Linked DNA regions of Homo sapiens: regions 1 and 3 are each linked to region 2. The links are chromatin contacts, found by Hi-C in ENCODE. All regions are on one chromosome and are shown on one strand. The core of a region is the stretch at or near the end of the contact, and the rest is flanking DNA. Distances in the headings are between cores, read along the strand shown. Region 1 holds the start of YAF2 (YY1 associated factor 2). Region 2 holds the start of LINC00938 (long intergenic non-protein coding RNA 938). Region 3 holds the start of DDX23 (DEAD-box helicase 23).

What was found. A loop is a pair of places that touch in the nucleus more often than their neighbours do. Pooled maps may share reads with other maps.
Region 1: a pooled map shows a loop between it and region 2 (11-fold over the local background). The contact joins the promoter of YAF2 here to the promoter of LINC00938 in region 2. A Hi-C loop is called at or near these places in 2 of 37 single-sample maps with no recorded cell type and 15 of 50 pooled maps.
Region 3: a pooled map shows a loop between it and region 2 (9-fold over the local background). The contact joins the promoter of DDX23 here to the promoter of LINC00938 in region 2. A Hi-C loop is called at or near these places in 5 of 50 pooled maps.

Annotation. Positions count from the first base shown.
Region 1 is chr12:42,236,791-42,239,514 of GRCh38, reverse strand. It overlaps YAF2 (YY1 associated factor 2), which reads left to right and starts at 1,267. Exons shown (of 4, transcript NM_005748.6): 1 at 1,267-1,360; 2 at 1,791-1,916. The coding sequence starts at 1,335. LOC124902920 (a long non-coding RNA gene) reads right to left here and starts at 1,070. Exons shown (of 2, transcript XR_007063279.1): 1 at 788-1,070; 2 at 237-378. RefSeq lists silencers at 522-661, 852-1,091, 1,142-1,521, 1,622-1,691, 1,812-2,141 and an enhancer at 1,475-1,976.
Region 2 is chr12:45,726,614-45,729,313 of GRCh38, reverse strand. LINC00938 (long intergenic non-protein coding RNA 938) reads left to right here and starts at 1,393. Exons shown (of 1, transcript NR_028408.1): 1 at 1,393-2,700. RefSeq lists a silencer at 1-327 and enhancers at 840-1,802, 1,378-2,097, 1,803-2,700.
Region 3 is chr12:48,850,733-48,853,432 of GRCh38, reverse strand. DDX23 (DEAD-box helicase 23) reads left to right here and starts at 1,270. Exons shown (of 17, transcript NM_004818.3): 1 at 1,270-1,349. LOC105369755 (a long non-coding RNA gene) reads right to left here and starts at 1,712. Exons shown (of 2, transcript XR_944925.3): 1 at 1,619-1,712; 2 at 884-1,383. RefSeq lists enhancers at 136-345, 1,225-1,414.

The sequences.
Region 1 (2,724 bases), core at 18-2,517, 3.5 Mb after region 2:
CTAGAAAGATGGACAGAAACAGCACAGTTAAAGAGGGATATACTTTATGCAGAAGTAACCCATGTGCATGAAGGAAGGGTTCTGGTAAGGGAATGAATTTCATCTGCACTCTTTGTCAGGAGGCAGCTTTCCTTATGGGAGAGGGAGGCAGAGGTAGGGAAAATGTGTGAAGCCTTTGAATGCCAGGCTAAGGAGTGTGGGCAAGTCGTTAGTGGTTCTTTATCAGAGTGGTGGCATAGTATTAACAGCATTTTATTATTAATCTGGTTGTGGATTACTGAATACATTGGGGAGGTAGAAGTGGAGCTTCGGAGACCAGTTAGATGGCTGTTGCTGGAGTCTGGAGTATGAGGACCTTTAGTATGTTGACGTAGAGACCTGGGAAGGTGTTCTTTTGTTAGCAGACAGCGTTGAGGGGACATGCAAACTCCTTATATTTAAAAAGGACTTATGAGTATATAGGGGTTTCTTTCAAAAGCAGCTACTGCAGAGGCCTGAGAGGCCAAAAGGGCGCGTTTGGAATTAAAACAGAGTTAGACTCTTGGCTTTGTCATTTTCTAATTATATAGCCTAGAGGAAGTCACCTAATCTCTCTTGAGTCTTGATTTCAATTCCTCTAAGTTAGGGTTGACAATCCCTACTTGTTAGAGCATCTGTGTGCATAAACCAGACAGTGCTTTAAGGCATGTAGCAATGGCGCTGCGTGTTGGTTCCCGCCTTCCCCCCGGTATACTGCAGGCGGGGGCTGGGTAGCTAAGGACAGCGGAGGCCAGGAAAGTCGTTCTACCTGGAGATCCCGGGCTGGCACTTCTGTCCAGACCTGGACAGGCCTCCGAACGCCGGCCGGCCCTACCTTGGACCAGGCTTCGCACGGGATGACGGAGCATCCCCTGCCAGTCGGTGGGACAGACGTTTTCCTCCTCAGAGGGGCTCTGGAGCGCGAGGCAGTCCCCGGCAGCCGGGGGTACCAAGGGGGCAACGGGGGAACAGCGCGGAGAGGCGGCGCCGGCGCCCGAGGCAGCCGCGGCCACCGCGGCCACCCCCGCACCGCCCGCCGGCTAACTCGCCGCGGGTGCTGGGCCGCGCTGGCCGCGTTTGAAGTCTCCGGCGCGGCTGCTGGTTGGCCGGCGAGGGTCACGTGCGCCCAGGCAGGAGTTTCCCCGACAGCTGGAGGCTGCGTGGGATCCGGCGGCGGCTCCCGAGCGCGGCGGTGCGGCCTTCCCCGCCCCCTCCCTCCCTCCTCCCCCGCCCGCTTCCGCCCGGCTTATTATCCTCCTTATTGACAAACAGAGCGGTCGCGGCGGCGACTCTCGGCGTGCGGTGATAGCCAAGCCATGGGAGACAAGAAGAGCCCCACCAGGTAACAGCGCCCGGGCCCCGGGGCCCGGACTGTGCGGGCGGCAGGGCCCTCGTGCAGGGCTTCGGGTGGCCGCCTCGCTAGCCGCCCGGGCACCGGGGCGAGCACGGGGGCAGCGCCGCTGGTGTGCGAGTGCTGCCGCTTGAGGGGGCCGGCGCCGGCCGCCCCACAATGGAGCCGCGATGGCGGCGGCGACCGGAGCGGCCGCCCGGGTGTCAGAGCGGCTGTGGCGGCGGCGACTGCGGCCGCGCTCGCGCCCTGCCTCTTCCTGACTCCCTTCCCCCTCAGCCGGAGCGCGGCGCGCCGAGGGCCCGCGGGGCGGGGGTCGCAGAATTGGGGCGGGGGGCGGGGCGGGGGCGGCCGCGGGGCCCGGGCACCGGGCGCGGCCTGCTGGTGACCCCGCGCCGCGTCGTGTCCGGGTTGTGTCCTGCAGGCCGAAGCGGCAGCCGAAGCCGTCCTCGGATGAGGGTTACTGGGACTGTAGCGTCTGCACCTTCCGGAACAGCGCCGAGGCCTTCAAGTGCATGATGTGCGATGTGCGGAAGGGCACCTCCACCCGGTGAGTCCCGGGCCTGCCCCTCGCGCCGCCGGCCGGCGGGGTGGCGACCAGAGGACGCCCTTGCGGCTGCCGCCCCCTCCCATGACACTGGCGGACCCGGCGGGAGGAGGCAGACGGAGGTGGCTGTGGCGATAGGAACTGGGTCACATTGATCGCAACCCAGGCGATGGTTTGCGGTGAGGGGTAATTGAAGAGGCTGTAACGTTTTTTGCTGCCAAGAGAGAATAAATTATTTAAGGGAGGCATTAGCTACTGCGATTTAATTCGTATCGCTGGGTGTAATGCCCCTCTCCCCATTCTGGGTATAAAAATGTTGGCTGCATTGTTGTGTTAGTGTGTGGGGATCAAGGAAAACCCATAAAATCTCTTTAGGAGCAAAGGATGTAATTTAATTTCGTTCCTAAAGAAAGAAAAGTATCTGATTGCAGAATACACAATATATTAAAACTTATTTTTCTACATGTACTTCTGGAAGGGTCAGATCAAGGTTTTATTTAGTGTTTTTATTCCAGTACTCTAATATTTTATAAATAAGTAGTTGGAGATGAGCCCAGTCACAGGAACAGATTTTTACTGAAAGTACCTTTATATCTTTAGTTTGATTAAATGGCAGTCTCTTAGACAAATGAGATGAAAAGATCTCTGCCTATTTTCAGACTTTATTTATTGTAAGCTTGCAGTATAATAACTCTGTCTTTTAAAAAATGACTTTGAATTAAGTGAATAAAGAAAATCATCCAGGAAATTCAGTCAGTGGCATTCTTAATCTGTCAGCACTTAGTTATCGAGCTCCTTGATTCTTATACGA
Region 2 (2,700 bases), core at 144-2,643:
AGAGTTTCGGCGGCGGCGGCGGCGGGGCTAGGGCAGGCGGGGCTGGGGGTGGGGAGGGGGAGGTCTGTGTGGTGGTTTGTGGAAAGCGCGGTGACAGCGTGTATTTCGGCCCCGGCTCCGCGGGGCCCTCGCACACATTCACGCGCGGCCTCGGCCGCTGAGGCCGGGGCGTCCCCGGGCAGAAGCACCGGCGGCAGCTGAGCCGCTGCGCGCCGCCCGCCTGCTTCCCTCCCCGCCAGCCTCCCTCTCTGCCGCCGCCACGGCCTGGCAGCCAGTGCCACACAGCGACCCCCGAGGGCTGGCCGCGGCACTGCGCCTGGCTCCACACCGCCCCGGCAGATCCTCGCGGGGAACAATAGACTCGACTCGCCGGGCTTAGGGTTCGTCTGCAATGTGCCGCACATTTCACACGCACACAAAGCCGGCGGAAAGGGGGGCGGTGCGGGGAAACGGCCACTACCGGTTGTTCCAGGGTTAGGGGTGGAGGCGATGTTCGCGTCCCCGGCCCGGCTGTTGGAAGGGCCGCCTCGGAGTCCCCGCCCGCCCGACAGAACCGGTGTGGCGCTCTGAAGGGAAAGGAAGCTCACCGGGGTAGCCCCTCACGCTACGCAACATTCACAGATCGGAATAAAGTCAATTTGTTACCTTCTGTTTTTGTAAAATCTAAAGGAATCGGCTTTTATGAGCCGTATGCTAGTATTTTGGGGCCTGGTTAGCACATTTTCTATGAATTATCCACACGCTAACTTTAGCAAACTATACGTTAAATACAATGTGAACTGTCTGTCCTAGTTCTGTGGAAATAGAGTAATGCTCTTAATTCATCTTGCCGCTGGTTGGCTTCACATATCAAACTGGAGTATTCTATGAGCAAAGTTATGCAAACTAACTAAACTGGTTGGGAAGCAATCTATCGAACTTCGACAATAATAATTAAGGTTTACATTTTTATAGTAAGGTCTCTTCAAGATTGCTGCGTTTAAAATAAATACCGAATAAAACGTTTTTCCTTGCTTTCAAATGTCTTAAATGTAATCCTCGTTTAAAATATTTTGAAGGTTAAAAAAACCCTTTGCTTAAATGAGTCAAAACATCTCAACAAATACTACCACCTAAATTTGCATTTACGAGGGGTGTTGGAGCCGGCTCTTTGCTACAAATGTTAATTAAGATTACAGTACGTGAAACGTATTATTATTCCCATTTTAGTGACGGCCACCACGGGCAAAGTCACTGCCTAACCCAAGGTCACAGGGTAGTAGGGGTCTGGATGGGTTATTTCAGGTAGTCGTTCCAATGGGAACATTGCTTTGGAGGTGAAAAATTATGTAATATAGTGCAGCTTGCTTCCGGTGCTCACTCTAGGAAACGGACTTATTTCCCAACTAAAGTTTGTCTCTTAAGTGGGGTCGGAATAAGGTTGTGGCTAGGAAGATCCTGACAACCCAGGGCCAGTGAGTGTCTCGGAAGCCTGTGAGGGGCGGAGACCCGGCCCGGGGAGGTGGAGAAGCTCGCCGGCCGCGGAAGACTAGGGGTGAGGCTGCTGCGAGGAAGACCCGGTCAGCTGTCCCTTCCCCCATCGGTCCTCTTAGGGGAAGTGGAGATGTGGGCCTCGGAGCTGCGTGGCCCGGGCTGTGCGGATTCCCTAAACGCCGCACTTGCGCACAGCCCCTTACGTAACCGTCAGTGCCGGGGATTCCCTGGAGGGGGTCATTCTATTCAACCATTATACACACCCCGGGCTCCTGCCGCCGCGCCGCCGCCGCCTCACAAAATGGCGGCGCCCATAGAGGAGACCGCGGCCGCCTCCCCGGCCCCATTTTGTGGGAGGCGAGAGATCTGTCAACATGGAAAACCTCTGCTGAGGATGCATCCGAGTTTGGAAACCCCACTTAAGGGATGGAGCCTGGGGGATCACATTAAACGGAAAATGCCAACGACTTCTACCACCTCTACGCGTTTTTAGTTTTTCATTTTCTCGAAGGAAGCGCCAGAAGCCTGTGGAGTAATTGTAACTAGAGGGAGAACGGAAAGCTGAGGTGACTGCTCCGGGGACTTGGCGCGGCGCCTTGGTGGCTTTGGTTGCTCTTCCACGCTCCCGGCAGCTGACCAGAATCTCTTGGAGGGTCTCCTGGGCCACCTCGGCCGCGCCAGTCGTGCAGTGAGACTTCTGTAGTTTTAAAATGCCACAGTCCACGGCCCGGTCGGCACCGCTCGCCTGAATCGTGGGCTTTGGGAACCTTGGAGGCTGCTGCTCCAGGAACTCGCGGTCGGCCGGGAGCCGGGGAGCTTCGTTGCTGGGAGCGGGCGGTATTCGCGGACTCCGGCGGCCCTGGCGGGTCGCGGCCGGGATCCGAGCCGGGGATGACGATGCTGATGGAGCTGATGGGGCAAGAGTGGGAACGGAGGCACGTACACTGAAATTTAAGTCATCCAAGTTGGGACTTAAGATAGCAGGTTAATATTGTCTCAGGCGAGACTTAGAACGTCTTTTCTGGTATCCCAGTCTGCAGTGGGCAAATCTATTGTCTTTATTTCTCATTTAAGGGCAGAATGGAGGGATGACATATTTTTACTTTTCAAGAGGCGGTTGCCACTTTTAAGTCACTGTTGTGTGTGTGTGTGTACATACACAAACATACGATAGTGTGTTTTCAGAGCAAGTATCAAAGGCTAAAGACTTGGAGTGATACTAGTGTT
Region 3 (2,700 bases), core at 21-2,520, 3.1 Mb before region 2:
GAGCGCCCTCTCGTGCTTTTGTGGTGAATTACACCTAACAGATCTCAGAGCTCTCTTCTTTCCCTTGCGTTCTCTCTGGAGTAGAAGCTGGGAGGTGAAAGGCTGCAGGTTCTAAGAGAAGTGTGTGTCTCCGAGGGTTACTTTGGGCCATTGTACGTGATGCTCAGGGCTTTAGGATTACTTGGGTCTATCCTGAGGCTCTGCTTGAGAGCTTGGGCATATTCAGAGAGAAAAGGCAGACCTACAGCCATGTGGAATTGAAGCAACAAACCTGCTGCTGGCAAAATGGGAAGGGAGGTCCGAGATACTTCTGGTTATCTAAACCGTTTCCGCAACTGCAATGTTTTGTTTTGTTTTGAGGGAAAGAGTTATGAACCCATAAGACCAAAGAGAAACACAAAGTGAACTTACGATTTGAGGTTAAAACAACAACAACAACATCAACAACAACAACAACAGCAACAACAAAACTCAGTGGAAGACTGAAGTAGGGGAATCTGGGGGAAGAAAGAAGCAAAAATACCAAGATAGCTCAACAATTGGTCACATTCCAAAGGGCAAGAAATTGAGGAAACCAGGGTTCCATCTGGAATGTTGAGAAAACAGGTGCTAGAGCCCAGGAGATACCATCCTTCCGGGAGGACTTTAGAGCCCATTGTGTGGGCTCATTTGGAGCTGTAACAATAACTGGGGGTTGTTATGGCATTCACCCGGCTGCAGGGGCCAAGGTTGCTAAAACGTCCTCCTAAGCCTGGGATAGTTCCACACACAATGGAGAACTGCATCACCCTCCTTGTGAACCTACTCCGGTAACCTGATCTTTAGTTTGTCCAACTGTAAAATGGGGCTAGCCCCATTCTCACAGAATTATTATAAAAACCGCTTTTCCACGAATGGTATTTATTGTTACTGCGGTTGTTAGCTATAATTACGTACTACAGATATCTCAGGAAGCCCTTAAATTCCTCCACTGTAAGCCACGGGCAAGGACAGTCATAGACCGTAGTTTCTAGGAAGACCAGCCGATTCCAAGAAGGGTGCTCGGCGGGAGAACCTAATGCCGAAAGCCTATTGGCGAAAAACTCTTCCTTCCCGGACGCTAACGTCTGGCAAACCACATTGCCCGGCAGACCCCGCAGCCTGGGGCCGGCGCTCAAGTCATGCATTCTGGGATTGGTAGTTTCCAGGCCTCAGTGTCGGCCTGTGCCGCCCAGCTCCAGGAACTCGCCTTCCCAGCTTGCCTCGCGGCCGGGGGGGTGGGGGGTGTTCATCTCCGCGACCAGGAAACGGGAAAGATGGCGACGGCTCCGCGACGTTGAGGCCGCGTTGGGCGGTTCAGACTCAGGGTGGTGAGTCCCGGGCGGTGGAGGCGGTTCCCACGAGCTTACAGAAAGGGCTAGAGTCAGGGCACGGCGGTGGCCCCTGCCTCCTGGATGAGGCGGGAAAGAACGCCTCAGAGAAGGGGCATGAACCCGGGAAGCTCGGGCGGGCTGGAGTGAAGGGGCGCGGGCCCCAGGGGTAGTGTTGGCTCCTCCGGGCACAGGCCACGTCCCTGCACGATATTTTCCTCCCAGGACTCTGCCTATGGGCACAGCGCCTCTGATACCCCCAGTCTGACCTTATTCTTTCATGCTTAAAGTAGCCTTTGGTGCAGCCAAACTGGAACTCTGGCTTTTCTCTCGCAGTCAGTCCATGTTTTCCCGCCTCTGCGCCGGCCGTATTATTTCTTTTGCCGGGAATGACTTCTTTTCCGCGTCCTTAATTACATATCTTAAAATTCTACTTATACTTAAAAGCTCAAGCGTCACTTCCTCTTCCAAGCCTTCCACATCACCTTTTACAAGTGAAAGGAAACGCCTTTGAACACCTGTATTACTACATCTGAGCCTTGATACTCTTCTTGGTATGTGTCTCATACCCCCTATTGTTCTTTTTTTTCTTTTCTTTTCTTTTTTTTTTTGAGACGGAGTCTCGCTCTGTCGCCTAGGCTGGAGTGCAATGGCACGATCTTGGTTCTCTGCAACCTCCGCCTCCCGGGTTCAAGCGATTCTCCTGTCTCAGCCTCCCGAGTAGCTGTGATTACAGGCGCACGCCGCCACGCCCGGCTAATTTTTTGTATTTTTAGTAGAGACGGGGTTTCACCGTGTTCCCCAGGCTGGTCTCGAACTCCTGAGCTCAGGCAATCCACCTGTCTCGGCCTCTTAAAGTGTTAGGATTACATGCGTGAGCCACCGCGTCCGACCTCATAACCCTGTTGTTCTAAACACTTCCTGTGAACAGAATTTATTTTTGTAACTCACATAGCACCTAGCACTGTGCCTTGCGTACAGTAGATGCTTGTTAAATACGTCATTGAGTGAAAAAAAAGAATGTGCCCCTGCCCTGCAAGAACTGAGGACCTGAAGATCTGGAGGTTTGAGAGGAAGGCTGCTGGGAAGCATGGCCAGAGTCAGCCTGGTTATTTGGCCCTTGTGATAATAGAACCTGTAATAAAAGTTGCCTGTATTTACTGTCTTCTTCTCATTTTTCATTCTCTTCCAAACTCATTCCACTCAGGCTTCCATTCCCGCAATGCAACTGAAACAGCTCTTGTCAAGGTCACCAATAATCTCCATTTTTCCAAATTCAGTGGTTACTTCCCTGTCCCTTATTCCCTCTCCACTTCGGTGGTACTTGACACAGTTGACCCCTCCCTCCTTG